Linked DNA regions of Mus musculus: region 1 is linked to region 2. Evidence: chromatin loops called from intact Hi-C (ENCODE). Cell type or tissue: heart. All regions are shown on one strand. Links, peaks and the distances in the headings refer to the core of each region. The heading gives the core; the rest is flanking DNA.

What was found. A loop is a pair of places that touch in the nucleus more often than their neighbours do. Peaks named below come from ENCODE experiments on the same cell type or tissue, not always from the same donor. Only the 100,000 strongest peaks of a DNase experiment are listed, where the experiment ranks them.
Region 1: a loop joins it to region 2, with 3 times the contacts of the local background. A loop is called at or near these places in 4 of 42 quality-filtered maps.

Annotation. Positions count from the first base shown.
Region 1 is chr5:114,122,768-114,138,636 of GRCm38, reverse strand. It overlaps Alkbh2 (alkB homolog 2, alpha-ketoglutarate-dependent dioxygenase), which reads left to right and starts at 10,419. Exons shown (of 4, transcript NM_001359941.1): 1 at 10,419-10,554; 2 at 10,868-11,111; 3 at 12,907-13,105; 4 at 14,383-14,711. The coding sequence starts at 10,898. The coding sequence ends at 14,689. It overlaps Ung (uracil DNA glycosylase), which reads right to left and starts at 7,481. Exons shown (of 6, transcript NM_011677.2): 1 at 7,124-7,481; 2 at 6,361-6,456; 3 at 2,676-2,773; 4 at 2,202-2,290; 5 at 1,306-1,484; 6 at 1-401. The coding sequence starts at 7,408. The coding sequence ends at 261. It overlaps Usp30 (ubiquitin specific peptidase 30), which reads right to left. Exons shown (of 13, transcript NM_001033202.3): 13 at 15,713-15,869. In heart, for the core only: a CTCF peak has its summit at 4,429 (motif pointing left); DNase peaks (open chromatin) are centred at 7,036, 7,536, 7,796, 10,896 and 2 weaker places; H3K4me3 peaks cover 4,428 bases; H3K27ac peaks cover 4,156 bases.
Region 2 is chr5:113,847,566-113,863,434 of GRCm38, reverse strand. Coro1c (coronin, actin binding protein 1C) reads left to right here. Exons shown (of 11, transcript NM_011779.3): 4 at 11,135-11,264; 5 at 12,603-12,784; 6 at 13,787-13,906; 7 at 14,804-14,908; 8 at 15,856-15,869. Gm52824 (a long non-coding RNA gene) reads right to left here. Exons shown (of 3, transcript XR_003955977.1): 3 at 14,907-15,869. Among named protein-coding and RNA genes, the nearest start is that of Gm52824, 14 kb to the right of the region's middle. In heart, for the core only: a CTCF peak has its summit at 5,621; DNase peaks (open chromatin) are centred at 4,675, 6,604, 7,394, 8,764 and 1 weaker place; H3K27ac peaks cover 6,165 bases.

The sequences.
Region 1 (15,869 bases), core at 3,989-11,988, 280 kb before region 2:
GTGTCCGCTGGTCTGAGAAGTAGGTGTGTCTCAACAGCCACCTGGCCGGGCCTGGAGAGTTCAAACCTAGTGCCAGGCAAGAGGTTCTGCCTGCCAGAGCTGCAGTTTCTGTGTCCTGGTTGGCTCATGATGGTCCTATAGAGATCTATCCGTGTCATTTCTCCACTCACACAAGGAACTTAGAACTTAACCAGCAAAAGCTGCGGCGGCAGCTGAAAGCACCGCTGTGGACAGATGCGGCCTGTGGGCGGGTGGGCGGGTCACAGCTCCTTCCAGTTGATGGGCTTCTTGCCAGACTTCTGGAGCAGTTCATTGGCTTTAGAAAAATGTCTGCATCCCAGGAACCCTCTGTGCACCGACAGCGGGGAGGGGTGAGCTGTCTGCAGGACATGGTGACGCTTCTGTAAAAGGTCAGAGTGTAAAGCGGTCACCACACCTCCAGCCAGCCCTGAACTCCCCGCCCCGCCCACCTAAGGTGTGTGTATGCCCAGAATTCACAAAACCCAGTGCTCACATCACACTGGGGGAGTGCTCTCCCCCTCAAAGCCAGAGATGTGTGTGACACACCAGGCTCAGTCTCACTGCCTGGCCCCTGGAAGCCCTTTCTTTACCTGGGAGTACTCCCCCTCCCCTCCCATCTCCTCCCCACACCCATGCTCCCACCTCTGCCCTACTGTCTACACCCACCCACAGCCATCGCTACAGACAAATGCTGGCGGCCAGCCCAGGAGCGAGGGCAGGGCCTCTGTGCAGCAGCTTTGGGACATCTTCAGCCACACGGCTGGCTCTGGTCCTCACCTCAGTGACAGGTGACAGGCTCTGTCAGTGAGTACCCATTGTGATGCAGAGACAGGGAGGAGAAGATGAAGTGCTCTGCCCTAAGGGTTCCCTGCCTATGCACTTGGGGGAAGCCGTATCTGAGTCAGTGGAATTGCTTTCCTATAAGGTTCCAAGTTTCTCTGAAGCAGGACATCTGACTCATTCATGAAGCATTGGAAAACTCGCAAACGAGGGGTGCCAGGGTTGTGGTGCCCCCACTGCACAGCAGGTTGACGCTTCTGTTGCTCGCTGCTAACCACACTGAGCACCCATTCCCTCGGAGTCTGAAGTCACTCAGCTGTCAGTGGAAACCCAACTGTGACTACCAGTCTCATTCCATAGCCCAGGCTTGCCCTCGGGGCACTCCTCCCACTTCGCCCTCCGAGGTTCTGGAATCACATGAGCCACAGGTAGACTCTATGCTGTGCACATGAGCGGGCACCCCAGGGCTGCCTGGCTCTCTGTTAATGGAGTTAGAAGACATACCCTGTCAATGACACTGCCCTTCTTCTGAGCATAAGAGCCCCAGAGGAGGAAGACGAGGCCACTCAGGTTCTGATTCAGCCAGGACACGACCGCGTCCGTGAACTGCTCCCAGCCCCTCTCCTTATGGGAATTGGCTTGGTGGGCGCGGACAGTGAGGACGGCGTTGAGGAGGAGGACACCTGTGAGCACAGGGGGGAAGGTTAGAGATGGCTCAGACAAACTGACCATCCTTTAGAGACTACCACACTACCCATAAACAGACCCAGGGCAGGACCCAACTCAGGCCACACACACACTGTTTCAACAGGAGCGGCATGGAGGGACCCGTGAGTCACACACAGGGTGTTATGTTTCATGTCTGCCCTTTTGGCATCTTCTAGTTTGAGGTATTAAAAAACTAAGTGTTCAGAAAAATACAAATCCTAAATGACACCGAAGAACCAGAAAAGAGAATGGGTCCCAAATAGTTGATGGCAACAAAACCAATCTGTTAGACGCCAAGAACAGCCGGCCAGGAGCAAGCAAGCTGAAACAGGAGCGGCCAAGGATAACAGGTGTAACAGGCCTTTCCCCCGCCCCCCCCCCAAAGCCTCATCAGAGCCTACCCCCTCCCACACTGCAGTGTGGCCATGATTTACAAATAAGCAACGGGACGGAGGTGGCTGAGCAGTTGAGCACACTCTATAATCACAGAGGACCGGAGTTTAATCCTCAGCACCCACGTTGGATACACAGTGCCTATAACTTCAGCTCCAGGGAATGTATCGTCTCTGCCTTCCTTCCACCAAAACCAGTACTCATGCACACACATGTACACACACACACACACACACACACACCCGGGGCGGGGCTGGGACCAGCATTGTTCTCAGATAAGCCCAGTCTGGCTTGGTTACCTTGTCGGGCCCACCCTGACAAATCCCCATGGCCAGGATGAACAAAACCATCGATGTCTGTAGACAGCTCTTTAAAAATGTTTTCCAAACTGAAAATGAGACAAGAAAAGCACAGTCAACCAGAATCCCCAGCAGTTTGTAAAATTTGAGTTTCCAAGATGGGCTTGAAAAGGTTAGAGACAAAGCCAGCCTGGGAGGGATCAGCAACCATAGCACTGGCAAAGACTAATACCCCAGCCCTGTCAGGTCACCCCGGCACAGACCTCCACCTACGTGCAGAGTGGAAACCAGGTCAGTGACGTGAAGACTTAAGTGAGCCCTGCATTCACAACCTACTTCCTAAGTGTATATACAAAAGCCCAAAGCAGTGCCAGTCCTCGGTGACCCAGTCCATACCAATAATGCCACCTATAGCCTGCCAGGATGCCAGGAACAGCCTGCCGGAAGCCATCTGCAGGGGGTGGGGGGGTATACCTGGGCGGGGGTGGAACTGGTCTTTGGACACTGAAGCAGAGCCCGTGAGCTTGATTAGGTCCGTGATAGGGATCCTGTCCCAGAATGACAACCTTCACCTGTGAATACGATCAGACAATACCAGGTTCAGTTAAAGAAACACATAGACATCGGAGCCCAGTAGCTGATCAGCTGAGGATTTAAAACAGCAGGGGACCGGGGAAACACCAGCATCCCCAGTGACAGTCTCACCCACCCCACATCCGGCCTCCGGGCAGTGTGGTGTTTCTCTTCACTTCCCACACGACAAAACCCAGAACAAGTGGAGCCACCAGGAAACACACCAAGGAGGGACCATCCTAGCCCACGCCATCACTCAGGGTGGGAGTGGGGAAGAGGCGGCAGCAAGCTAACCATTTCTGTTACCTATGCATTAGGGTCCCTGCAGCCTGTGGACCGCATGAGTGCAGGCTGCCACCCTCATAGATGAAGTCAAACGGTTACACTCCTATACCTACACCACCACTTCCTATGTTGTCACAGTAAGCTTGTCTAGGCCGTCCACTTGTCTCTCCTCATGGGAAACCACGGCTGGGCAAAGAACGCCACCTAAGCCTCCCCAGATCTGCATCTAGACTCCGGTACTCCACAGCACCAAGACAATGAGGCCAGGTCACAGGCGTGGGAGTGCCTGGCAAGCCACAAGGACGAGTACCTTTCTTAAGTGTTGAAAGGTCAACCTCTGGACACAGTCCCTGTCCTTTCTAGAATTTTCTTTTTTTTTTCTTTTTTTTTTGGTTTTTTGAGACAGGGTTTCTCTGTATAGCTCTGGCTGTCCTGGAACTCACTTTGTAGCCCAGGCTCCTTTCTAGAATTTTCTATGTCTAGCACCCTCAAATTCAGCTGCAGGCTTTCTCCTTCCTGTTCTAGGACTCCGGTGGCAGGTCAAGGACAACTGGGGACAGAACACCTGGTTTCCCTGAGCCTGTGGGCTCTCTAACAGAAACCTTCGCCAGACACCTAGGTGTCTAAGAACTAAGAATGAGGGCTTCGTGTTCCACTTTCCGAGGTGTGAGCTGTGGGGTTCACTGAGGGTCAGGCATGGCGAAGCATGGCAGCCGCTCACCTGCTTCACAGCTCCTGCAGTCAGCTGCTTCCTAACTGACTAACCCGTGAGATCTCCAGGGCCACTAACAATGACAGAGGAAAGAACCAAAAGCCTCAAGATGCCCCCGGCAAGCAGAGATCACCTACCTGCCTACAGTGTAAGGGGAGACGAGGGCTGGTGACAGGCAGGGGCAAGGCTGGGGTACATGACACAGTCCTGCCTAAAGAGCGCCCCATATACTGTACTTCCACAGTTCACATGGCCTAGACACGTACTGGAGTAACGGCAGGTGACACACGGGAGAGCTGGCAAAGGCAGACAATAGGTGAGAGCCTATAGGCGCCACTCAGGCCTCCTGACCAACTGAAATGGAAGCAGTCAGAGAACAGCTACTAGCAGAGCCTGGGAAGGAGGGGCAGGGCCAGCAGGCTGGAGGAGCAACTTCCAGTGCTCCACAGCACACAGTGGTAACCTGCAGTAACCGCAGCTGATAACAATTACATATTCCAAAAATAGTTACAAGTTCGATTGAGGACCAGAAGGCTCCCAGTATGTAAAGATAAAGGCTACAGAGATGGTATGGTGCGGCAGTTAGTTAGGAGCACTGGCTGCTCTTGCACAAGACCTGGGCTCGCCTCCCAGCACCCACAGGGCCCTCTTCTGGCCTCCGCAGGCACTGCATACATGTGCAGCAAAGACAAATGCAGGCCAAAAAAAAAAGCCAAATCTTTATTATAAACAAAGACAGGAGCTGGAGAGATGGCTCAGAGGTTAAGTGTCCTGGCTGCTCTCCCGGGGGAGCTGGGTTCAATTCCCAGCAACCACATGGGAACTCACAACTGTGAACTCCTGTTACAGGGATCCAACGCCCTCACACAGACACACACGCCATCAAATTAGCAATGTACATTAAAAATAAAAAATGAAGAGTCGGAAGTAATGCATGTGCCAAACAGACTACAATGCCACCACACTCTGTACAACAACCACTATGTGTTGCTTACAAACGTAAACTCCAGGGTTGAGATGGTTTAGTGGGTAAAGCTGCTTCACTCCCCCATACCCTGAGTTTAACCTCAGAACCCAATGGCAGAGGAAAGATCCAACTCCTTTAAGCTGTCCTCTGACTACAAGTGTGCTGTGGTGTGCAAAGAAAGGGTAATCCTCCAGTTGCACTAGGGTGACAACACACACACACACACTCTCTCTCTCTCTGTTGTTGTGTCTCTCAGCGCTCTGGGGCAGTCCCGGGAACGACTCTGCCTGTACTGTGTGACATGAACCAGGGCTGCCTGCTCAGGCTACAATTCCAGGTACTTGTGGGGTGAGGGTGGGGCATTAAAACCCCAAGACTACCCATGTGTGGCTCAATGGCGAAACACAGCAACCAAGACCATGAATTTGACCCTCCCAGCACTGCCAAAGGGAAAAAAACAAAACAACAACAACAAAAAAAAACCAGAACAAACAAACAAACTAAACTGAAGAGTTTTGTTGTTGGTTGGGGTTTTGTTTGTTTGAGACCCTATACTTTTTTGAGAGAGGGTTTTTCTCTGTCTGGTCCTGGAACTTAACTCTGTAGACCAAGCTGTCCTCAAAAATATATTTATATCTTTTTTTATATTTGCCTCTATATTTGCCTCTATATTTGCCTCTTCGCCTCTCAAGTGGTGGGACCAAAGGTGTGCGCCACCACTACCAAGCTAGACCAGAAATTTAAGGTAGGCCCGAACTAGAGTATGTTCAAAGCCAGTCTTGATGACGTACGTAGATCTTTCTCCAAATAAAAAAAAGGGCACAGGTCAGAGGTCCTGGCTCAAGCCATGGCAGATGAGAGGAACAGTTACAGAGTGATGTGGCTCTCTAAGCCTGAGGTCATGCAGTCTCTGCCCAGATCTGCACGCCCAGCTGACAGTTGTTGAAAGCTGACTATTCAGCTTGTGAGAGACCTACTCATTCTCTTTATCTCTTTACCAGCTCTGAGAAAGACTGGATGAGGAAGACAAAGAAGCCATGACAAGGAAGACAGAGCTAACCAAGGGACTCAAGTCACCCGTGGGTCAGAATGAGCCACTCGGTTGGATGGTCGTTCATGCAGGGAAGTGACACAAGCTAGGTAGGCAACCTGAATCTAGTACCTGCAGGCCATCCCTTCTAGTCTGTGCAAAATACAACCGCCCTTGTTTTTGACTTCTGTATTATTGAATCAGGGTCTCAAGTGGCCCAGGCTGGGCTCCAACCTTCAGGTGCTGAGATTATTAGTATATGGGGGCCACAATTTTCCCAACACATCTTGTGAGCAGAAATAACCTCACTTTTCCAGTCCTGCGTTGCCTACACTCAATAGACTGAGATAAACTAGCACTAACTATAACAAGGGAATAATAATAATAAGCAAGCACACAAGCAAATGTATACATGCATTTTCTTTGTTTGGTTAAAAGACTAAACAGCTGGACACACACACAGCTTTCTACCCGGAACACAACCAAACCCGGCACCTTCCATGTCTACCATCACACACTCACTACGAAACAGCCCGTGGCTTAACTGAAACACTGTTAGATTCCTCTCTAGCCAGACCCCAGCTCCACTCACATCTCGGATGTCGCACATCTGGGTCCATGTGAACACCTGCTCCGGGGGCGGATAGACCTTGTGGTGGTTCCTTTCTTCAGCAACAAATCCCATTAGCTGGTTTAAAAGATAAAAGGAGGTTTAAAAGCCCATTCTTACCAGAAACTAAGAATTAGGATTGAAAACCTATTTTATAAAAGGTGTTTGAAACCTCGTCTATTTGTGTGTGTGCGCGCATGATTTAAACCCAAACTTTTTTTAAAAAAACAATTGAAGCCAGCATAGCACCCTTTCCCCTCTTGGGCTGGACTATTTTCATTTCACAGTAACTCCGCCCCCTCTTCTTTTTAAAAGACAGGGCCTCCCATAGCACAGAATCTGAGGTTGGCCTTCACCTCCAGCCCCCCAGCTCTCAAGGGTTGAGATTACAGCCTAAGGCCTCGATCGTCTTTCCTGACTTCTAATAAAAGACCAAAGGTCATTTCATTCACTCTTGTTCACTACCCCAGGGTTTGTTGGCTTTGGGGTAAACCAGGTGGCTTACAAAAAGCCACGAAGGCAGCTGGCGCCCAGCCCGCCAACCTGATTTAACCTCCGGACCCACGTGATAGTGAGATATTTCCCCAAGTTGTCCTGTGACTTCTATGCGCCCTCCTCCACGTAAAACGAAGCCACGACGCCACCTTCCTGCCCTTCATGTAACCCAGACACACCGGCATCGTTGTCAAGTGTGGCACGGAAAGGGAGGGGACGGGGGAGGCTGGCTGGACCCGAGCCCACCGACCTTGACGAAGTACGGCTTCCCGAACTCCCCGCACAGCTGCTGCTTCCAGCTCTCGCCGAAGCCGGCAGGCACGTTGCGGGCGGCGAGCCTGAGCAGCGCCGCGGCCTTGTTCCTCTGGATGCGGACGAGCTGCTCGGCGCTGAGCGGCGAGCCTTGCTCGTTCTGCTCCACCCGGGCCTTCTTGGCGGGGCTGGCCTGCCGGGAGTCAGAGTCGGGGTTGGGAGTCAGGCTCCGGAGCCCCGCTCTCCGCGCCAACCGCAAAGACCGCCGCCCCAAGACGCCCATGGTCCAGCCGAGCAGGGGACCCGCTGCACCCGTCTGCGCTCCCACGCAGGCTTTTCGCGGCAAAACACCTCCCGCCCCTTGCCGCTTCTGATTGGACTATACAAGGGCAGGGTGGGCACGCTGCACACCGATTGACTCTGAGGCGGCCGAGCTCCGTCCCCATTGGTAGATGTCTCGGCATGGCGGCCGTGGACGCGCGCGGTTGTTTTGGACCTCTAAGGTGTCCCAGTCTGGCTGATAAACGGGGTGCGCGGCTCTCCTGCCCGGGACCCGCAGCACCGCAGTCTCGCGCTGCCTGGTGCTGCCCCGCGCGCCTCACCCAAGACCTTCCACGTGGGCTTTTCGCGGCAAAACAGCTCCCGCCCCTTGCCGCTTTTGATTGGACCACGCGAGGAGCAGGGCGGGCACGCTGCACACTGATTGGCTCTGCGGCGACCGTGCCCCATCCCTATTGGCTAGTGCCTCGGCGTGGCGGCGGCCGACAGCGCGCGGCTGTGTTGAACCCCTAAGGTGTCCCAGTCTGTCCGAGCAAGCGGCGTGCGTGGCGCTCCTGCCCGGGACCCCGCCGTACCCCCGCGTCCCGCGCTACCCCGCTCGTCTCACCACGGCATCGCCGCCGATCTCGGCCGCCACTCCGCTCCCTGGGACCGGCTCCGGGCTGCGCGTGGTCCGCTTCCCTGTGGGGGTCGGAGAGAAGAAAGAGTATAGGGTCTTCTGGCCGATCATGCCTGCGCCGAGCACGGACCTCCGGGACTCCTGCAGCCGTGCTCACGGTAGGCGCGCTGCCACCTGCGCGGGCTCCCGTTGGGGGCGGGGAGGCTGGCTGGGCAGGGGTCGGTGAGGCCCAGCGCGCATGTGTGGGAGGGGCTGAGGCCCCGCCCCCGGGTGGGTGGGGCTTAGGAGGTAGGGGGAGCCTGCTGCTTACCTACCTACCTGTCCTAGCTCTAAAGCGGGGCTTTCTCCAAGTCTTACTGATGTAAAGATTGAAGGCCTTTAACCCCGAAATGTTCCACTTCCCCAGATACACCTCCCTCCCTCCTTTTCAGTCCCCTTTGGGGATTGAACTCAGGGCCTTTGTGCATCCTGAGCAACCGCTTGACCACTGAGCCATACACCCCCTTGTACTTTTTACCTCCCACACTCACGTCAGACATACATTCAGTTGTGCAGCTTTCAGTTATATCCTTCCCTCTAATATAACAATCCCAGCTACTCTTTTCTACTGAGTGATCTTTTGCAGGTGTAATTTATTTATTTATTTTTTTTATTTTTTTTTTTTTTTTGGTTTTTCAAGACAGAGTTTCTCTGTATAGCCCTGGCTGTCCTGGAACTCTCTGTAGACCCGGCTGGCCTTGGATTCAGAAATCCGCCTGCCTCTGCCTCCCAAGTGCTGGGATTAAAGGCGTGTGCCACTGCAAGTGTAATTTAAACCTCGACCGACCGCTGCCCTGGAAAAACCCTCCTATGCCGCCGTGTGTCACAGAGTGGTGACACACCCTGTGAGCCCAGCATCTGGGAGGTGGAGGCAAGAGGATCAGGAGCACAAGGCTTGGCTACACAAGCTGTTAGGGGCTAGTCTGGGCTACAGCCTCCCAATCTGAACTGACTAGACTCCCAATTTAGCAGTTCTCCAGGCGGTTTGCCTTTCCGCAGCGTCCCGCTAAAATCTTCGCATGCTATGTTATTTTGTCCCTTACCTGGAAAGCTTCAATGCTGGCTTAGGATTCTTCCCTGTAAGATCCTCTTCCCCATCCCCCCCTACTCCCTAGCCTGTCACCCTGCTCACAACTTCCATATTGTACAAAGAAATCTTGTTTATCACATTGCCCCTTTTTTGTTTTCATCTCCAAAATACAACGTGGATAAGACAGGACCTGCTGTGCCCTGCTGGTGTGTGACAGCAGAGAGCACCGTGTGCTCCCATAGGCAGCACTTTAGAGAGATATAACACGTTCCCTCTGGTCGAGGACCAGGGCGTTTTCTCAATGAAGTAAACTCAGCATTCACAGAAAAGTTTGAGCTTGAATATTTATGGTGATTTTTTTTTCTTCTGTGCCACCAGGAGCAAGAAATGACTGTCACAGGTCTTTCCATACCAGCAATGGAAGGAGAAAAACGGTACAAATGTCCTCTATGTTTATACATAGTATATAAATAAAATGGCTGTACTTGAAGCTAAAGATTAAAAAACACAGCTGGGCAGTGGTGGCGCACGCCTTTAATCCCAGCACTTGGGAGACAGAGGCAGATGGATTCCTGAGTCTGAGGCCAGCCTGGTCTACAAAGTGAGTTCCAGGACAGCTGGGACTACACAGAGAAACCCTGTCTCGAAACAAACCACACACACACACACATACAAAGAAAAGAAAAACAAACAAAAACAACCCCCCCAAAAGATTAAAAAACACGGGGGCAGGGGCAGGAGAGATGGCTCAGCGGTTAAGAGCACTGACTGCTCTTCCAGAGGCCCTGAGTTCAATTCTCAGCAACCACGTGGTGGCTCACAACCATCTGTAATGGAATCTTATGCTCTCTTCTGGTGTGTCTGAAGAGAGCAATAGTGTACTCATATAAATAAAATAAAATAAAGATTTTAAAACACGGTTATATCTAAAAGCAGTGTGCTTACAGAAATAAGTCAAACGCAAAAGGCTATACAGCCTCTAATCCATCACATTTATGTGGAATCGTGAAGAAGAGCAAGCAAGGAATAGCTGACAAATTATGTCGGAACCTAAGGGAGGAAGGATTCTATGGGATGGTATAACTGTTCTCCATGTCGACTGTAGTGGTCAGACAATGCTGTGTCTTTGTCAGGAGTGCAGATTCATACACTGCCCTCAAGCCCCCCAGACAGTATGCTGTAGCACACTAGGCTCGTAGACCCCAGAACTGGTCCACAGGCCTAACCTTGCTGAGCCATCAGGTGAAGGCAGCATCCTGCGGTGCGCAGGGAGACCGGCAGGGGGCGCTGTGCCCGGAAGTCCCGCGTAGGCGGGAGGGGCGGGGTGAGGGTTCCTGGGGCTGCGTGTGTCTGTGCAGAGACCTGACCCACCGCTCCGGGCTCTCCGGTGGAGCCCGGTTGCTCGCCCGTGCCAGCCCCTACCCCGCGGGGCCGCAGGGCAGAGGCAACCCTGCTTTTCTGGGTAACTGGGCGAGCCTCATGCCTCTCTGCGCTTGCGTCTTCCCATGTGTAGCCTTTTGGGTTTGGGCAGCCGTTTGCAGCCAAAGCTCTCGAATTCCGAAGAGGACGGACGGGTCTTTAAAAGTACTCCATTCCAGGGCGGGCCTGGGGATGCGTGCCCGGGATTCCTACCGATGGGCGCCTGGGGCGTGAGGACAGCGTGGTTCGGGTCAGCTTGTGCTAGGAAGACTTAAGCTACAGGGCAGGCTCCCCGCCTGGATGATGCCCGCCAGGCACCTCCTAGGAGGTTTAATGCGCTCTTGTTTCCTTTGTAGGACGCGTCTGAGCTGTGAGTGGGCGGCGGGATGGACAAGTTCCTGGTGAGGCCAGACCTCCGCGACCTCCAAGGGGGAGGGGAGGAGCCCGCCCCGACGGGAGGAGCCTCGGGCGACCTGAAGAGCCCGGACTGGCGACACCTTCGCGCGGAAGGTCTGAGCTGTGATTACACCGTCCTATTCGGCAAAGCCGAGGCAGACAAGATTTTCCGAGAGTTGGAGCAAGAAGTGGAGTATTTTACTGGTAGGCGGAGGTCTTACGTGCGTTAGGCTTGTGCGAGGACAGGATGCGCCTTCCCTGGGAGAAGCGTGAACTTCCGGCTGTGACGGATTAGGTCACGGTCTGGGCAGCTCTGGTTAGGTTAGGTTATGGTTTGGCATACGAACTGTCCACGAGGTCTAGAACGAAATTATTTGGCAACTGATTGGAATTACCTGGGAAGTTAAAAAACTAAATAACAAAAAAAGCAAAACAAACCCCCAAACCGAACCATTCTGGGATCTTCGTGATACTGATTCAAAATAGCTGGAGGCGAAGGTTAGGCCTCAGTGGTTTTTGTTTTTTCGAGACAGGGTTTCTCTGTGTTGCCCTGGCTGCCTTGAAACTCACTCTGTAGACCAGGCTGACCTCAAATTCAGAAATCCTCCTGCCTCTGCCTCCCAAGTGCTGGGATTAAAGGCGTGCGCCACCACTGCCTGTCGACACCCTGTTTTGTTTTGTTAAAGACCATAATTAAATAAATGTATGAGATGAGTCAGCAGTTAAGACTAGTTGCTGTCCCAGAGGACCCAAGTTTGGGTCTGAGCACCCACATGGCAGCCCACAATCCTCTGTAACTCCAGTTCCAGCTACTGTGGTGCCCTTGTCCAGCCTTCGAGGGCACAGACATCACAAGCAAGCAAAATAAAATATTTAAATACATAAAATAAAACAAAATTTTAAAAAGGAAGGGGAGAATGATGGCCTCAGGGGCCTTCTCTTAGAAGGATTTGGTTCTGGACCAGGGACAAAGGGAGTGTGTATTTTGTATATCAAAGCAGACCAGGCCTCCAGGTTCTTCCAGCATCCCCCTCCTCCCCCCACACACAAGTCCTTTCCTGACATACCCTGCCCCCAACCCTGTTTCCAGCCCAGGGGTTGAGCAGCCCTTCCCCCAGAGGCTCTTCCCTATATGATCCAGACATTGTGGTCTCTCCTCTTTCTCTTCTCTCTGTACACTCGAGCTCTTTTTCTATTTCTATTTCTCTTCCTCCTCCCCTATGGTGAATTCCCTGGCCAGTGAACTGGCCCCAAGAAACTGCATTTAGTATTATCTAATCTGTCTTGGCCCATTTCACCCGTGGCAGAGAAATAACTTATCACAAGTCACCCATGTTTTGTTTTCAGCAATTTCATGCATGTGTATGATGCATTTTGGCTGTTTTCACACACCCCCGATTCATCACCCTGACTCCTACAGAACCCCTTTGTCCCAAGCCCCTGTGGTGCTCTCATGTTATTTTGTTTTTGTGGCCCGCTGGTTTTAATGCTATTGTGTCCACATGCCTTGTGTGTCTGCACATAGTGTGTCTACATGTCTCATGTGTCTGCACAAGGAAGCCACAGAATCCAGTGGATTTTCAGTATACTCATGTGCATTCCTTCTGCCCCTTGACATAAAGCCCAGCTGGAGACCGCTTCCTCACTGAGACATGGCCTCTCCTGAGTCTGGAACTTGCAGATCCAGTGAGGCCAGCTGGCCAGTGAGCCTCCAGCAGTGGGATTCGAGGCATACTGAGCAATACCTTGTGGTGGACACTTTACCAACTGAGGCATCTCTCTCTTTCGTTGAGACATGCTGGCTTGGAATTTGTGTTCTGTCTACTTCAGCACCAGAGTGAATACTTGGGACAAGCCACAATGATTTAGGGTAAGAGGTTCCCAACATGGCGTTTTACAACGTGAGCAGAGGGAACGTTGTTTCTGCTTCTCCACCTTTGAATGTGCGGAGCTGTCTGCACCCAAGGGTCACTGGTGGAACTCCCGTTCTTCTACGCAGGTGCACTGGCCAAGGTCCAGGTGTTCGGAAAGTGGCACAGTGTTCCCAGGAAGCAGGCGACCTATGGCGATGCTGGCCTCACGTACACGTTTTCTGGTCTTACCCTGACACCAAAGCCCTGGGTTCCTGTTCTAGAGCGTGTTCGAGATCGAGTCTGCGAGGTGACAGGACAGACCTTCAACTTTGTACTCGTGAACAGGTAAGGCTTCCTCCGAGGAAAGCCGTGCTCCTTTGTGACAACCCTTCTATAGTGCACCAGGCTAGACAGGTGGCCGTGCCACTCTTGCAGAGAACCCAAGTTCAGTTCCCAGTCCTGGCTCTGGCAGATCCAACACCTCTGGCTTCCGTGAATAACTGTACTCATGCCCAATTATCTTTTTCTTTTTAAAGAGGGGAGTCTTCACAGAGCTTGTGTGTAGATGTGAGAGGGGTTGGACCTGTTACTGGGAAAGTTAAACATACTGATAGGATTGGGGATAGGGCTGGATTTGGGGTCCAAAGTACTTTGCTGTACGGAGTTGACCTGTGTGCCAGGATGCTCAACACACCCCCAGCCTCAACCCTGTAGGTGCCCGTAGCACCTAGAATGGGTTCCAGTATAGCAGCCAACAGGGCGTCTTGATTCAGCCTGGCTCCGAGGCCTGAGCTAAAGGGGAAGCCATTTCACTTTAGGTGGTGAGAGGGAGGCTCCCAGGGGCTGGGACGGCTGACTTGGTAACTAGCTAGAGAGCCGGAGATACCCAGTGTTCAGAGTAGAGCAGAGGGGGCTTACGGTGGGTGCCACTGAAGATCGGAGATGGAGAGGGAAGGGTGTGGAGGGAAGGGCTGAACTGCGGGGGGGGGGGGGGGGTGGTCAGCAAATGTGGGGAGGAGCTTGTGACAGGCTTTCGGGCTGTGAACCTGGAAGGCGTAGCTATGTGATGTGATGGGTGAGGCCTGCAGGTATTGTAAGAAGCAACTTATTAAGTGTTCTATGGCTGTGAGGAATGCCACTGTTAAAAAAGAAAGCATTGTGCTGAGGCTTTCTTTATTGAGCTTGCTTGTCTTAAGAGGGTGAGTCTGTGATCATCCTGGCAGGGGGAACAGACAGGCATGGCACTGGCACCATAGCAGGCAAGAACAAGTGACACAGACAGACAGACAGACAGACAGACAGACAGGGCCTGGTGAGAGCTCTTGAAACCTCAAAGCCAAGCCCCACCACAATGATATCTACTCCAACAAGGTCACACCTGCTTGGTCCCAAATAGTTCTACTAGCTGGGGACCAAGTGTGCAAACAGGACCCTGCAGAGACCATTCTCATTCTAAGCAGCACACTCAGCACGGACACCCGAGGCCGGGCTCACCTGTGCGCCTGCCAGGCTACGAGGTTGCGAAGCCAGCACTGCTGCAGGCTGCAAGAGAGTGAGGCAGCTCCATTAGCAGCTGAGGGAGCGAGGTTCTTCTGAACTGATTGCTTGCTTGCCCACTGTAGGTACAAAGATGGTTGCGACCACATCGGCGAGCACAGAGATGACGAGCGAGAACTGGCTCCGGGGAGCCCCATCGCGTCTGTCTCCTTTGGCGCTTGCAGAGACTTCATTTTCCGGCACAAAGACTCTCGAGGGAAGAGGCCCCGGAGGACAGTGGAGGTGGTCAGGCTGCAGCTGGCACACGGAAGCCTGCTGATGATGAACCCCCCAACCAACACCCACTGGTACCACAGTCTCCCCATCCGCAAGAGGGTCCTGGCTCCGCGGGTCAACTTGACTTTTCGGAAAATTTTACCTACTAAGAAATAAAATGTCTTTATTTATTATTGTATTTGGGGGGGGGTGTGTGCATGTGTGTGCACATATGTGGACATATGTGTGTGTTATGTGCATGCACAGGGAGGCCAGAGGTGCCAGATCACCTGGTACTATAGTTATGGGTGGTTGTGGGCTGCTCAACACAGGTACTAATGTGGAGACAAATCTGTCCAGCCCCTAAGAGCCATTTTTAATAGTCAGTGCTCTGTGCTTTCTCTTAGCTGGAAGGAGTTGGTGTTTGCTTTACCACAGAGAACAGGAAAGGTTATAAAAACATAGGCAGCACCCAGGAGGAGGATGCCATGGGACACCCACCAAAAAGACCACCCGTCAGGCCTGGCGTGGCAGCACCCAGGAGGCAGAGGCAGGCCATCTTCACAAGTTGACAGGTAGCCTGCGGTACATAAAGGACTAAAGCACCGCACTTGGCTGTTTCCTAACAAAACCGTCTTTATTGCAGTAGTGCTCAGCAGGTACAAAGGCTTCAGCAAGTCCACACTCGGCAGCCTACGGCGGAAGTACTAGCTTAGCTTACGTTTCTCCGGGAAGTAGGTGCCTACTGTGAAGAACTTAAAACTAGGAGCCATCATTGGTCATTACCTAATGTAATAATTTACAAAATGAGGAAGGACATTAGCGCTCGGTCAGGGTGACACATCTACAGCGGCTCACGCACACAATTGTCCTCTCAGCCACCTCAGGAGCAGCAGGACTGGTGCCTGGGGCCCACAGCCCTGCACGGTGCTCTATGGTCACAAGTGACTGCCGGCTTTTGTGTTCATCTCAGCCCGGAAGCCAGGTCTGTGGGGCTGCTGTGTCGTGGAGTCCAGCACAGCATAGTCTCAGAGTCTCAAGTCCTCAGTATGCACAGTGAGATCTGATCTCATAGCTGATGCCTAGGCACATCTGGAATGTCTGCCAGCTCACCCCCGGCAGAGAAAACACATCCTTGGCCTTACCTCAGTGACCTTTGGATAGGTCAGGTTCCAAACCTTAGACCAGAAGAGTCAGTTTGAATTTGGTATCATTTTTAATTACACACTTAGCTAACATCTAGGTACGTCAGTGCCGTCACGATCCCCCCCTGGCTGTCCATGAGGCTAGTCTGGAAAGGGGAGAGGCCCAGTGTACCGTTTGCTTATTGAAACCATGAGAGTCACACACTCTTAGA
Region 2 (15,869 bases), core at 4,341-12,340:
GCTTACGATGCTTTATTAGTGGAATAGTTTACATAGACAAATTAGTTCCTGGACTGTAGTATTTAAACATTTTCCTCGTGGGCTTTTGGCAGCTGAAAGCATATTGAATATGCTTCCAGTAAAGGAGTCCTTCTGTGTGTGTGCTTTCTGTGTGTGTGCCTTCTGTGTGTGTGCCTTCTGTGTGTGTGCCTTCTGTGTGTGTGCTTGCTAGATTAGTGACTAATGAATGGATATGCTTGCTACTTACTGGAAAGGAGCACAGGTTAGACCTGCTGCCAGGGCCTGCAGCTGAGAGTCCCAACTGCTGTGGAAGAGACGGGTTTGATGTGTTTCTTTGTTGCCAGCCTTGCTGACCTTTACCTTTCAAGACAACTTCCACAAAAACACTAGCAGTAGGTGGATGGAGGGGGCCAGGTGGCTTCTTACCCTACCTCCCACATTCCCTCCTTCACACCCTTCAGGTCACACGTGTCTCTTCCTGTAAGATGCTACTCACTCACGTGGGCCTCTCTAAACACCAGCTGGGCATTGCAGTTTAAAAACAGCACAGCAGCTTTTAAGTCTGTCTGTCCTGTCGCCGTTCTTCCAGGGCGGCTGATGTAGAGCGCTGGTTTTCTGACCCATGCTTTTCAGCAGTCTGCATTTTGCTGACAGTCCTTCTGGAGCAGGTCAGGGCCCTGGTCTGGATTTGGTGCAAATGTGCAGATCCTGAAGTTTATGTAGGTCCACAAGGCACTTGTGGTTCTGTCCTCTTGGGTCTGCACAGCTATTGAAGCGTTGTTCCTACACCTGGTGACTCAGTAAAGGAGCCCAGAGTGGCTCTCGTAGCTGCTGCTTTTCTGTTTTCTAAGTTGAGCCAAATTTTGCAGGGCACTGCACCATCTGTTCAGTTGCCTGGTATTCCAGATGGAATAGGACGGGGCAGTAAGCATCAGATTCTTCCATTTACCCTGTTTTTAAGGCACCTCTGCTAGCCTTTGAATTGGCTGTTTCCGTACCCCCCACCCCACCCCCACCCATCCCCAGTATTGTGGGGTGTTTATTGTAAGCTGCATCCCTGTTCTCAGAAATAGTGTCTCTGAACCTTTGTTATGTTTACAGACACCTTGGCCATAGCTTTGGCTCGCTCTTTGACTAGCTCATAACTTAATATTCTGTTTAATCTAAACTCTGTCATGTGGCTGGTCACCTCTGCTCAGCTCTCATGAATTTTCCTCCTTTGTGTCCAGGGATGAATCTTCAGTGCTTGGCTCTATCCCAGAATCCTTTCTGCTTATGGGATAGATACCCTTCTATTCAGCACTTTCCTATTGGCCATAGGGGTATTTATCTATTTATTTTTATTGGTCGGTGATGTAGCCATACACTACACAGGAGGTTCTCTCTACATCCCAGGTTCTTTAAATGGAAAGTGATGTTTGTGCATGCTGGTCTGAGTGCTAGGGGTGATTGTGACCACAGTGTGTCTGCCCGTCCTTGGTGTTCTGGACAAGATCTTGAACCATGGCTCTCAACCTTCCTAACGCTGTGACCCTTTAACACAGTTCCTCGTGCTGTGGTGACCCCTGACCATAACATTATTCTTGTTGCTACTTCATACTGAAATTTTGGTCCTGTTATGAATCGTAATGTAGTGGATATCTGGTCTGTGACCCTGAGGGGCTCAGTACCCACAGGCTGAGAACTGCTGATCTAGATCCGGGATGAAAGCATTCAAAGGTTGGTGTTCAGGTAGTGTTTGCAGTTTACGGCAGGAGCAAGCGGAACCTCCTGCAGGTAGATGTGAACATCTTGAGCTCTGTCGCTTCCCCTCCCACGTTACAAACAACAGACTCTGGGGGAATGCAGGCACCCACCAGTTGTCACCATTTGTCTGGGGTGGAGGCTCAACCTGAACGATATGTGTCCGAGTGTTCACCACATGCGTGCAGTGCCCACAGAGGCCAGCAGAGGGCATCAGATCCCCTGGGACTGGAGTCACAGGTGTTTATGTTATGATCTGTCACATGGGTGCTGGGGTCAGAACCCAGGCCTTCTGCAAGAGCAATAGTGATCTTAACTATGAAGCCATCTCTCCAGCCCCCTAATTTCAAGTCGCCTCCCTGATCCTGGAAAATTATCCCAAACTACCAGGTTTCTTTTTGTTGTTTTCTTGAGATTGGGTCTTGTATTACAGCCCAGACTGATCTCAAGCCCTCAATGTCCTGCCTCCATTCTCAGAGGGCTGAGGCTGTGTGTGTCCCACCATGCCCAGCTCCGAGGCTCTGTGACCTGGCCTTGTCTTCAGTGTTGGTCAGTTTGCTGCAGACTGCTGTTGTTATTTTGGGACACTCTTTGTAGTTCTGGCCTGGAAGGTCTATATAGACCAGGCTGACCTGGAACTTTCACAGACATCCTCCTGCCTCTGTCTCCCAGTGGGATTTGATTTGCACACCTGGCTTTTGCTCCTGGTCCTGTTGCTTCTTACATCTTAGTTACCTCGGAGAACTTGTACTTTTGTGTAGACCACACATTTAATGTGGCTTAGTCAAGTCTTACAGCCTTTGGACAAGGAACGTGGCCCTCTAGTGCTGGTGACCTCATTGTGGCCTGTGTGAAGGCAGTGGTGGCAGTGATGGTACAGTCTTCTGGTGTACTAGATATCCATCTGGCCTTCCCGGTGATAGCGTGCTTAGAAAGCACCCATCTTACGGTGTGGGCAGCGGGAAGATAGCCTGTGTGCTGTCAGCACCAGCTGAGCCCTGTTCTCAGTGTGAGACGCTAAGGCAGCCCGGTGGCTTCCTATGGAGACTTCTGTTTTACAAGCCACTCTCCTCACCCCATACATCAGTCTCTGCAGCTTCCCTTGCTTAGTCTCTGTCCTCGGAGACCAGCCTGAGCACTTGGGAAGGTGACCTGGTGAATGAATGGCAGGAGGTGTTTGCAGCTGAGTGCAGAGAATAGCTCTGACTGCTGTAGCCCACAGAGCAGGTGTGGGCCGTGCTTTGGGCTGGATGTCTTCTCCAGGGCCAGCACTCTTAGACTTTCTTCAGACCAGGCCTCTTGGTCTCTTTATGACAGCTGGGGCCCAGTTGCCATCTTCCCTTGGGCCTTTGCTCCTCTTAGCATCTTGTCGTTATTTTTTATTTGGAGTACATTATTTGTTCTGTCTGTGGGTTTTTTTGTTTTTTTGGTCTTTTTTTTTTTTTTTTTTTTTTGAGACAGGGTTTCTCTGTATAGCCCTGGCTGTCCTGGAACTCACTTTATAGACAAGGCTGGCCTCAAACTCAGAAATCCGCCTACCTCTGCCTCCCGAGTCTGTGTTTATTCTTATGTGTTTGTATGCTCACCTGAGTTTATGTGCACCATGGACCTGCAAAAGACCCAGAGACAAAATACAGCATTAGATCCTTTGGGACAGGAGTTAACAGTTGTGAGCTGATGTGTGGGTGCTGGGAATCGAACCTGGGTCCTCTGGCAACAAGTGCTCTTAACTGCTGAGCCATCTCCTTCAGTCCACCTCTTTCTCTGTGGGAGTGGGAGTATGCTTGTGCATGCCTGAGTGTATGCATGTGTGAGTATATGCATATGAGTGTTCACACTTAATCCCTGTGTGTTTGTTAGAAGTTTCCAGAAGATGGCTTGGTTTGACTTGTTGCTCTCACAGAGTATGTTGATGTTAAGAAACACGGGGCTTGCCTTGCTTTTCTGACCTGTCTTTGTTGTGCCTTTCCCATTCCTATGTTCTGCGGGGAGAGAAGAGGGGCTTTGTGTGGGGTCCTCCCCCATTTCCTACCTGCTCAAATGGGGTCAGCCACTCACCCTGGTTTCTCTCCGATGCCTGTCTTGGCTGTCTTGGGGAGAGGAGCCCTTGCTGATGGGTTTTGAGAACATTAGGCTCAGCCTGCGCCTGCCTCTTTAGTCCTTGGGGTGGAGGTAGGGGGCTCCAGTGATCAGCGGCCGCTAAGAAAGGCAACCCTCTCTCCATTGCCAGAGTGTGTCAGCGACCTGCTCCGTTAGGTCAGAGAAGTAGGGTGCTTCCGTCTGTAGGATTTTGGGGTGCTTTGGTCTGTTACCAGCTTTGTTTTTATTTGAGGTTTGGGGAAGTTCCAACACCAGCTGTAATTCAGACCTCTGTCTTACAGAAATCCTCTATTGCTGCTCCTGCATTGGCAGAGCAAACATTCTGTTAGTTGAACAGTGCTCTGGGCCAAATCTCCTAATTTCCTTCTGTCTTAAGTGTGGGCCACACAGAGGCTACTGTTCACCTACTCAGTGGCTCCGAGTGAGCGTGCTGACAGGCTGGGAAGTGTCAGGGCGGAGGGAGCCTTACAGGCTTGGCTTCCTGTCCCTGCTGACTCCGCCCTCCACCACCATCCCCTCCACCCTGTGCTAAGGACAGTTCAAACTGGCAGGAGGTTGTAGACTTTCAAGCCCCCCTCCCCTCTCCCCCCTCCGTTTTTTTAAAAACAAAAACAAAAACAAGCAAAAAAGACAAAACAAAACAAAACAAAAAACCAGAAGAGCCCTGGATAGTTGCTCAAACACTGGCTAGTGGAAGTGGTGGAAGTGGCAGTGTCCCTGGAGCTGCAGGTGATAGGCAGAGCTCCAGGGTCTTTGCCCAACTGAGGAGTTCCTAGGCGTGCAGGGCACTCTCAGCCTCCACCCCACATAGACAGTAGGGCAGCTGATGTAAGGCCAGGCGTGCGGACAGAGGATCACGCAGAGCTGGGCATGCATGAGGACTTGTGTGGTGAGTGCAGGGCGCGTCACGGACACATGGCAGCAAGAACACCTCGGGCAACATTCTGTAGGAGTACAGCAGAGCCGGCCCCTCACAGAGCTGAGGGGTAAGGCAAAGTTTAAAAACTGCCTTTGGATCGTTTAAGCCCACTGAGTTATAAACATGGGTCTGTTCATTTTATGAACTGTGCTGGAGTGGTGTCTCTCCGTGTTAGAGGGACTACAATCTCCATTATTTGCCTATAGCTTAGAACTTGGGATTCTCCTGCTTGCATCTCCCAAATGCTAGACTACAGACAGGAGTGGGCCATCCTGCCCAGCTTCTCCAGCTTTTTGTTTGTTTGGTTTGATGTTTGATTTTTGTTTTTGTTTTCAAGACAGAGTTTTTCGTGCAGTCCTGGCTGTCCTGGAGCTCTAGACCAGGCTGACCTTGAACTTAAGAGATTCATCTGTCTCTGCCTCAGGAGTGCTGGAATTAAAGGCATGCACCGCTGCCTGGCTAATTCTCTGTATTTTATTTTATTTTATTTTATTTTATTTTATTTTATTTTATTTTTACCTGTTATTGTGGAGGACACCTTTTTGGGAATTGGTTCTGTCTTTCCGCCTTGCTAAGGTAGGGCCTCCTGTCTCTGCTTCACCACATATTCCAGGATTAGCTGGCTGGTGGTCTCCAGGCAGCTCTCCTGTCTGCTGGTAGTCTCCCTCCAGTAGGAGTACACTATCACAGCCGTGTTCTCACATGGCTTCCAGGAACTGAACCCTGCTGTCAGGCCGGCAGCAAACACTTCTGCCCACTGAGCCACCCTGCCAGCCCAGGCTCTCCTTTGAAAGGCATATTCTTTAAGCAGCCTTTAGTGGAGTGTGGTGGGCAGCTTGCATGCCAGGGCCTGCCGTTTGGAGCAGTGCTGACACCAACAGGCAACAGGTAAACTCTCATCCCGGGAGCTGCCCTTTGCTTCCAGCCCAGGGTTTGGTATTGTGCGCTCTGCTCTTTGACTCTGTAGCGTCCTATGGAGTTTTTCGGATTGTGGTTTCTCAGTATTTTACTCGGAGGAATCTTAGCCCCAGTAAGTGGCAGTGATTGAAATAGTTCCAAGAACAGTCAGGCCAGGTTGCACTGCTGTTGGCTGCCCTTGTCTGGGAACAGCATCAGACACAGATGCAGAGGCTGTGATTCAGATTGAGGTGAAAGGATCCCTTAGCTGTCCCCACTGTCCCATCCGAGGCAGTCGCAGATTATCTATTCATAGCGAGTGCTTTCACCTCTCTTCCCACATAGGTCCTTATCTTACAGAAGTAAACAAAGGTAAGCACGGTACCTGGTGTATCTGTGGTTCTATCCTGGATTTTCTCAGCAGACTTTATTCATTACAACAGAAGTAGAAGCCCTGATGTGGGGTGTCCTGTGGTGTGTCTGGGGTACAGATCACCTCCGGGCTGTTGACCTTCGGCAGATCCAGCCTCAGTCCCAGGCTCAGCTTGCCCTCCAGAAAGTGCAGAGGTGCCACGTGCTACCTCGTGAGGCCTCGTGGAGCCTCCAGACTGTTCTGCAGCAAGTCCCTCATCTCGCGTCTTGAGACCTTCTCGCCTTTGTGCTCCCTTTGAAATCAGTGCCCTGGGCTCTGTAAAAACATGACCTTTTGCAAGGAAGCACTTCATGGCTGTAACTCTAGTGTCTTGCTCAGTAGTCAGTTCCCGGCGGGTGATCAAGATAGGAGAGTGGGCTCTGGAAACACTTTGTGTATTTTAAATTTGTGCCATGTTTGAAAAATAAAACCATTAAGCCAATTGCCTTGCTTGCTTATGGGAGCAGGTTCCCCTGCCCTGCCTCCTGCAGCCCTGCTCTCCCGTTCACATGTGGAGGGGACACAGCATGCAGGCTTCGCACATGTGCTCGAGCGTGTTTTCAGAACCTCAGTGGGTTTGCAGTGGTTGAGCCCCGCTTTCATCTGGAAGCCCTTTGGGGCTGATTAGGTTGTTTTCCTTTCTTTCTTTCAAAACAAAACATTACTATGGTAATGTGTCATCCAATAGAATTTTTAGAGACTCAAAGACTTTTTTCTTTCAGTAGACAGGATAGAGACTTGTCCCTGCCGTGCTGAGGTGTTGCTCTGGACCCTCTGTGGAGGGTGAGTCTGACGTCTGCCTCCCTGCTCAGTGAGTGTTTCTGAGAAAGCAGATTGGTGTTGGGGTCCCAGTCTTTAACCACAGGAACAGAGAAAAACTCTCCAACCCTCACAGACAGCATCAGCACAAATTGTCCCAGGCATAAACAAGAGCTTTCACACACATGACATGTGGGATGTAAGTGGGTACTAATGAGCTCACTACAAGACCAGAGTCCTCTCAGAAGTTCTGGGGCTCAAACCTAAAAGTGTGTGTGATCACAGGAGAGCAGAGGTGTGCTCGGCCTTGTCTAAGGCCTGGATCTGCATGTTTGTATTGGATCACTGCAGTGGCACAGAGGAGACAGGACCAGGACGCATCACATCGCTTGGAAACGCAGGCTCAGATGAGGACAGTTTTGTCAGAAGGTTCATGCCGCCAAGAGGAGGGCAGTGTCCAGAACCTAGGCCTTCCAGCTGTAGCTCTGTGTTCCTCCCCATGAGCAGCTTCCTATTAGGGTAGTGCTGTGCAGAACATTAGCTCAGTTGACCTTTCCAGAACCCTCTGTAAGCCAGGCCATGCTCCCTCAGTATAAACACAGAGTTTGGCTCCCAGCACCTAAGGGTTCAGTGCTAACGTGGCTAATTAGCATCCCAGCCCCAGAGGCCCAGGCCAGCCTGCCAGCATGTGCATAAGAATGAGAATAGAGTGGCACTCTGCTCTGTGTCCCCAAGCAAGACCTTCAGTGACATTGACAGGCCATTACCAGAAGTAGCAGGCCCCCTCCAGGCAGAGAGCCAGTTAGTGACAGTGGTAAGTAGGCCTGCAGCACTAGAAAGTGGGGGGGGAGCAGGGGGCAGGCGTGCTGCCTGTGGCAGGGCCCACAGCTCACATCTCGCTCTGTTCTCATCACTCGGCTTCTGGTGTCTTTACATTTTGTTTCTCAGACTCTCCCAGACATCTCTGCTGCCCCCGCCCCTCGGCCAGCCTCTCCCAGGCATTGTTTGCTCGATTTTTAGAAGATGCTTTGTGCATTTGGTGGGTTTCTGTTGAAACTGACTACTTGATTTCCCTGTTTCTTCCCTTTCCCCTGCTTCTTTTCATTCTTAGTTGTTTCTTCAGAGACTCCCTATGGAGCCAACTCCTGTGGTGTGGTCCTGACTACACTTGCATTTTCAGTCAGCACAGCATTGGACACAGTGGACATCGCCACGTTAGCATGCCCACCGTCCACCATCACCCCAGGTTCAGTGCATACCCCGAGACCGCCTCAATGCACATCCCCAGGGCAGTGGAGCGCGCTGCTATGGGTGGCCCACACTTGGGGTGTGTTTGTGTGACTCCAGCACCGTCTGTATTTGGGTGTCAGTTTGTGAGAGCTCAGTTTCCCATTCAGCCTCCAAGCCATTACTACCTGCTTTGTGGCGGCTCCTCAGTAGATGTGTGATGGACCCAGGGCGAAAGGAGCTAAGTCTCTGTGTCTAGTGCATCTACCTGCCATCAAGTCGGCTCAGCGTGCACTGCAGACACCAGCCGGCCTGACTTAAGACACTGGCATATGGGGCTGTTAAGACTGCTCTTCCCAAGGTCCTGAGTTCAAATCCCAGCAACCACACGGTGGCTCACAGCCATCTGATGGGATCTGGTGGCCTCTTCTGTGTTCATGAAAACAAAGTGCTCGTACATAAAATACACAATAAGAAAAAATTAAAATTCTGTCCTATAACAAATGTTCTGCTTTCATCATTGACATTTCCCCTCTACTGAAGCAAGCCATGGGCGAAGGAGAAGTTTAGAGAAATGGAAGCTCGTGCTTGAGCCTTGCTGCTCCTGAGTCCCAGGGTGCAGATTCTGACGACACCCTGCGCCTCCGCCACCCTGCTCACTGTTGCTGGCCTTGGGATCCAAGCAGGCCGAGGCAAGGGCGACCCCTGGGGGTAGAGCGTGGAGTTACCACACTTGCTGTTAGAAGCAAAAAACAACAACCCCTTGAGTCGTTCATGAAGGTTCCTGCAACATCACGCTTTCGTCAGAGTGATCCCCCTGTTCCCGTGCGTTCTCTTCAGCTGCAGTTGTGATTATACTCAGCCAGGTTCCGCTGCCCTACTGGAAAGTAGAGCAGTGGCCCCTGCTCCCAGGGGAGCAGACCTGTGCCAGGGCGAGTTAGGCAAGACCCGTGCCAGCGCCCCTTCTCCTCTGGCCTCAGCTGCCTGTGCAGATGTCACCACATGGTGGGAGCTGGGCTGGAACATCAGGTGACCTCTAGGTTTGGGCCTCAGGAGGTTGGTTTATTTTCCTGTGATTTGCACGAGATGTTTTATTTGCTTCAAGTGGAATCCAGCTATGACAGTATGCAAATCACCCGGGAGGCTGAGGCAGGAGGATCCAAAAAATAATGATTGTCAGGCTGAGAGATGGCTGGGCCACAAAGGGCACTTGCTGTTCTTGGAGAGGATCCAGGTTTTTAGAGGGTAATTGTGTCAACCTTCACTCTTTGTGGATCGGACACTGTGCAGTGATGCTCTTCTGGGCCTTAGGCCCAGTCCACTTACCTGCGACAGTTCTTAGGGAGTAGTTTTGTATCTTGACTCTGAAAGCCTCCATCTTTGCCTGGCGTGGTGCATGGCTGAGGCTTGGGGTCTTGCCTCTGAATTTGAGGTGGGAGGGTTGTTTTTAATTTGATGCCAGACTGGGCCACATAGCAAGACGCTAAATAAAGCAAGAAACAAGGCAGAGAGCCCTCAGCTCCCAGTGTTCATCACTGAGTCTGCTTCCCTCCGCTCGGCCGCGTCCTTCCCTTCCCCTCCCTGTGACAGTGTCCAGTCTGGATGTGCTAACCCTTCTGCCTGTCACCGTCAGTCAGCTGGTGTGTCTGTGCCTGTACGCAGTAAATGCACTAACAATGTTGGCTGGGCGTTGCCCCTCTTGCTCTCTACCTCACCCCCTTCTGATTCACATCCTTGCTGAATAAGGAGCCCACCAGCTGGCCCACAAGCTCTGAGTCCCCCTGTGTCCACACCCCGCCTCAGCAAGTCCTGGAATCACAGGCATGCATGGCCACGGCTGGCTCCTTATTTGGTGCTAGCAATCCAAGCTCAAGATTTTCCCGTAGAGCAAGCGCTCACTCACTGAGCCAGCTCTAGACCCCCAAATGGATTTCTTTCTCTCTTTTCTTAAGTATATACCTCGTTAAGATATAATTGATGGGGCCAACAAGATGGCTCTGCAGGTAAAGGCACTTGACATGCAAGCCTGGTGATGTGAGTTCAATCCTTAGAAGCCATGCAAAGGTGGAAGAAAAGAAGCAACTGTACAACGTTGTCCTCTGACATCCACATGCGTGATACACACACACACAGAGGCATGATGCACACATGCACACACGCACACAGAGGCATGATGCACATACACACACAGAGGCATGATGCACACACACACACACACACACGCACACACACACAGAGGCATGATGCACACACACACACAGAGGCATGATGCACACACGCACACATACAAATACACAGAAGAAGGCCAAGCGTGGTGACGCACGCCTTTAATCCCAGCACTGGGGAGGCAGAGGCAGGCGGATTTCTGAGTTCGAGGACAGCTTGGTCTACAAAGTGAGTTCCAGGACTGCCAGAGCTATACAGAGAAACCCTGTCTCAAAAAAACAAACAAACAAAACCAAATACACAGAAGTACACAGCAGCAAGTAAGGTTGTTTTTTTTTTAAGATACAATTTATACAGAATATGCTCATTTAAAATGTACAATTCGGTGGTTTCTAATATGTTCATGAATGCATATACCCACCAACACAAGTTTTTGAATATTTTCACCATCTCATAAAGGAATGTGGGACGTGGTGACTCACATGATATTTAATACGTGATAGTTCAGAGCTGTCTAGTACCCACTAGACAGTGGTGAGGGAGAAGCACAAAATGACGGAATCCCTCAGAGAACACTGAGGTAAACCCTCTGCTGGCGCACGAGTGTGAACATGGGCTGTGTTTACATGTGGGATGTGGGAATATTTCTACCGCACTGTAGAAAGGAAATCTTACCATAGAGAAAGGAGAACACTACTCAGTCAGAGTGAACAACCTGTGGTTCTGAGGACACCCTTGGCCTGGCAGGTCACAGATAAAGAAAAGTTCCCAAGTGCTTACTTAGTAGATTTACAGTTAAATCAGGCACACAGTCGTCACCTGCGCCTTAGTGCCACTGGGTGGCCATAGTGACCTGGGAGTCAAAGGTGACAGCGGCTTTTAGACCAATAATCTCCTTCCTGTTCCAACAGGTTTGGCAGATCCCGGAAAATGGACTCACCCTTTCCCTGACCGAGCCTGTGGTGATTCTAGAAGGGCACTCAAAAAGAGTTGGCATCGTGGCCTGGCACCCGACGGCCCGCAATGTGCTTCTCAGTGCAGGTAGGAGCCCAGAGGCTGCTTTGCCCTCACCCTGTGATGGGGGGATGGGTGGGACCCCACTGGAGCACCGAGGAGCTATGGCAGACTCCAAACACCTGGGTTTGGACCTTGATGTGTGTGCTCCAGCGCCTTCCCACGGGCCATGCTGTCCTCGCCCACACTGTCCTGCTGGCAAAGTTCAGCCTGTCTGCTCAGCTCCCGGCTCTGAACACCAATGCTGCTTTTGAATTTTTCTGTTAGACTGCTCCACAGTGAACCCTGGCACTTTCTGTCTCTCTACTCACCCGCTTCTTGTGGCATGATTTCCAAGTTCATCTTACAGAAATTTTTGCCTTTGCTCAAATTTTATATTCATTCATTCGTGCATTCGTTCTTTTCCCTCCCTCCCTTTCTTTTTCCTAAAAGCAACACATCAACTAGGTATGGTGGCTCAGTAAGTTTAAGGCTGGCCCAGCCTGCTGGGGACGTGACTCATTCAATACAGGGCTTCAGAACCTGTGTTAGGGAAGCCTGACATGCTGGTGAGCTTTGTTATCCCAGTGCCGCGGAAGCAGAGAAGGAAAGGCAGTTCCCTGGCATGGGTTGGCAGGCCAGGCCAGTGAGAGGCTACTTCAATAAAGACGCACCCTCTGGCCTTTACACGGCGGGGCCAAGCACACACGCATGCATATATGAATACAGAAAGCTTTCGGGGTGATGGCAGTAAGCTTTCTCTTGGTATAGGCATTTGTCAGAACTTACCTAGATATATGTAATGGTTATTGTGAATTACACCTTAACAATACTGGTTTGTTTTGTTTTAATGTATTTCTGCAAGTTGGCCAGATCAGTTTGTAACTAAGGATAGGAGCTGTTTGTGGTGTGTGAGGTTAGGAATGTAATGCCAGGCGGGCGTCTACTGATACAGAAGGCATTGTAAGGTGCCAGCTTAGCCACTGTTGACCCCCCCCCCCAGCCCTCTGATGACCTCCAGAGCAGGTCATGGGCTGGGAAGCTAGCTGAGGGGCAGCATGGCAGAAAGGACCTGTGGGGACCATGCAGCTCACCCTTTTCCTGTTCGCCTTGTGCAAGCCAAGGAGACAGACCGCCTGGCTCCATTAGTCCAGCTGACCCCCAGGGGACTTCTGTTGTGCTGAGCTTCTTGTTGGGTTGACAGAGGCTCTCATGGGGCTGGCTTTAAAGTGTTCATTTACAGAGATCACATCACTCCAGCCTAGTAGGCGGGGCCTCTTGTCTCTAGCACCTTCCCTCCCATGCTTCTGTCCCTGTGGGGCTGGCTGCTTTCTCTGGCATGCTCTGTGGGCCCTTCCCACCTGGTGACTGATCTGCTTGTGACAGGCTGTGATAATGCCATTATCATCTGGAACGTGGGGACAGGGGAAGCCCTCATCAACTTGGACGATATGCATTCAGACATGATTTACAATGTGAGCTGGAGCCGTAACGGTAGTCTCATCTGCACCGCATCCAAAGACAAGAAAGTGAGAGTCATTGACCCCAGGAAACAGGAGATTGTGGCGGTGAGTGTGTCCAGCACACAGCCCTGGTGGCCGGTCAGTAGCCTTTCCTGGGCTCTGAAGGCTGCCACACAGAAGCCACGCTGTCCTTGTGGAGTGTGGGCATCAAATGAGTAGGGAGGTGGCTGCCCAAGTTTCTGGTCTCTCTAGTTGTCCAGCCTTAGCTCAGCTCTGTCCCCTCATGGTGACCTTAGTCAGAATAGCCCAGGCTGGCCTGGAGCACAGAAGTGCACCGGGCTCTGCCTCCAAGTGTTGGGATTAAAGGTGCGCACTACCACACATGTTCCAGCAGTGCTTTAAACAGCTTAGAGTGCCCTCGGGGCTTTGCAGGCCTGGATGAGCTCAGCCAGACTGTCAGGGGTCTACACTGACCACACCCCAGTTGATGCCCACCTGACCCAAGAACACTATCCAGGTGCCCTACAGGCCTGCAGGAAGGAGCTCCTACTGTCGGCTTAGAGACTCAGCTTCTAACACCCAGTAGGACTTCAGCAAAGTCACATTCCCTGCCTGAAGATGCACGCGGTCTTGTCAGGGCTGCAGCTGTGGGTGAGAAGCCCAGAAGCATATCCCCTCAGGCTCTAGGGTGGGCAGCAATCATGGTGCATCTTAACTATCAGCACTGTGTAGGGTGGACAGCAATCACGGTGTGTCTTACCGACCACAGGGACTTTCCAAGTCCGGTTTGTCCACCCAGCATATCCCAAGGGTGTCTACTCGGGCACGCTCATTAACCAGGAAAGGCTAGGAGTGGCCTTCTGTGTGTCCTGTGAGGCTGGAGAACCTATGGGCTGCCCCCAGCCTGCAGGTCACATGTGTGCCAGAGCCCTTTTGACCAGACCACTCAGTGACGCTGCTTTCTCATAAGGAGGGACAGTTGCACCTCCTTGGCCTCAGGGTCCTGCCCAGGAAAGCTCAGACTGGGCCTGTGTGTGGGGTTGGGGGCTTTGCACAGTGAATGTAAGTGTGTGAAATCTGCATCTGCTTCCCCCGCCCCCTTCCCAGGAGAAGGAGAAAGCACACGAAGGAGCCAGGCCTATGCGTGCCATCTTCCTGGCGGACGGCAACGTCTTCACTACTGGCTTTAGCCGCATGAGCGAGCGGCAGTTGGCGCTCTGGAACCCAGTAAGCCAGTTTCCTCCCTTTCCAAGTTTCTGTCAGCTTGAGTGGGGCTTTGGGCTGGCAGAGGGGGTCACAGGCTCCTCAGTGTGATTCTCTGTGCTCTTGCTGTCTTAAGTTAGCAGGAGGGTCTCGTCCTCAGTGGGGCTCAGGCAAGCAGTGCACCTTAGGCCTGCACTCAAGGGGCTCCAGGGTTTCCACTGGTGCTTAGACCTCACAGGGACGGAGCACACAGTCCTGCTCAATGTGTGTCATTCTTTCTTTCTTTTTTTTTTTTTTTTTTTTTTTTTTTTTGGTTTTTTTGAGACAGGGTTTCTCTGTGTAGCCCTGGCTGTCCTGGAACTCACTCTGTAGACCAGGCTGGCCTCGAACTCAGAAATCGCCTGCCTCTGCCTCCCGAGTACTGGGATTAAAGGCGTGCGCCACCACCCCCAGCGTGCCATTCTTTATAATGAGAAAGTGGTGGCTGGAGAGAAATGGCTCGGGTCAAGAACATTATGTCACCTATGGTCACAGCTGCAGCTCCAGGGGATTGGATGCCCTCTTCTGTCCCCAGCAGGCAACTACACTACACTTATGCGCACACACACACACACACACACACACACACACACACACACACACACACGGTTGGCCTGGAATTCCCAGGCTGTCCTTTAAAAACAAAAATCTTTTTCAAAAAGAAAACATCTCAAAAGAGATGGTTTTTGTTGTGGACCCATAATGATGTCTGCATTGATCGTCAGGGAGTTTGATTTACAGTGTTTGCATGCATGAGGTCACCTGTATTTACATGCACGAAGTCACCCGTGTTTGCTCAGACTTGAAGTTCTGCTGGTATTTTTAAAATGTATATATGTGTGTTGTGTGTGTGTTTATGTGTATTTTTTAACTTATTTTCAGAAAAACATGCAGGAACCAATTGCTCTCCATGAAATGGACACTAGCAATGGGGTGCTGCTCCCCTTCTACGATCCGGACACCAGCATCATCTACTTATGTGGGAAGGTAAACGGCGTCTGCTGTCAGGCCAGCCGAAGAGGGCCAGGGCTCGTCCTCAGAACCCTAGAAGCTAGGCAGTGTAACTGACATATTTAATGTTAAAGTGTGTGAGTGAGTGAGTGAGTGTGTGTGTGTAAGAGCACGTTCATGCTGAAAGCTTGTCCTCTTTCACACTAGGTTGCTGGCATTGGGTAGCTTGCCAAAAAAATAGCTGACCACTTCAAACATGATGACCGCAAGCTTTTGTTTTGTTTTTTTATCTATCTATCTATCTATCTATCTATCTATCTATCTATCTATCTATCTATCTATCTATCTATCTATGAATGAGTGCTCTATTTGCATGTACACCTGAGTGTACATCCCATTACAGATGGTTGTCAACCACCATGTGGTTTCTGGGAATTGAACTCAGGACCTCTGGAAGAACAGCCAGTGTTCCTAACCTCTCAGCCATCTCTCCAGCCTAACCATGGGGTTTCATTCACTGCCCTGAGAGCCTTTGGTGCTGTCCAGAGTTAGAGGAAACAGTTGAAACGCTGCTGCTGCTTCTTCTAGAGAGACCCTGTATTGATCGCCCCTGGTTGCCTGTCGTTCCTGGGGCCCGGGAGTAAGGCTTCGGGTGTGCAGCTGCGCTCTCAGCCGCTTGGCTTTGCTTGCTTGACTTCTGAAGCTGGTGCTCAGGGCAGTTGTGCGCCACTCGCTCTCTTGCCCTGACCCTGACCTGATTTCTAGGCCCAGGAGAGGAGAGGCATGGGAGCCCTCTACAGGAAGTGCTGGAGAATTCTCAGGAAGAAGGGGAAACAGTGGCTTGTAATTCAGGCAGATGTGCTTAGAGGAGCAGTGCACAGCTACTGAAGTTAGGTTTCCATGAACTCTGGGTGGTGTGAGTACCACCCACTTAAAGAAAATGTCTGCATCACTGTGGGCACTGACTTGTCTCTGGTTCTCAGGGTGACAGCAGTAT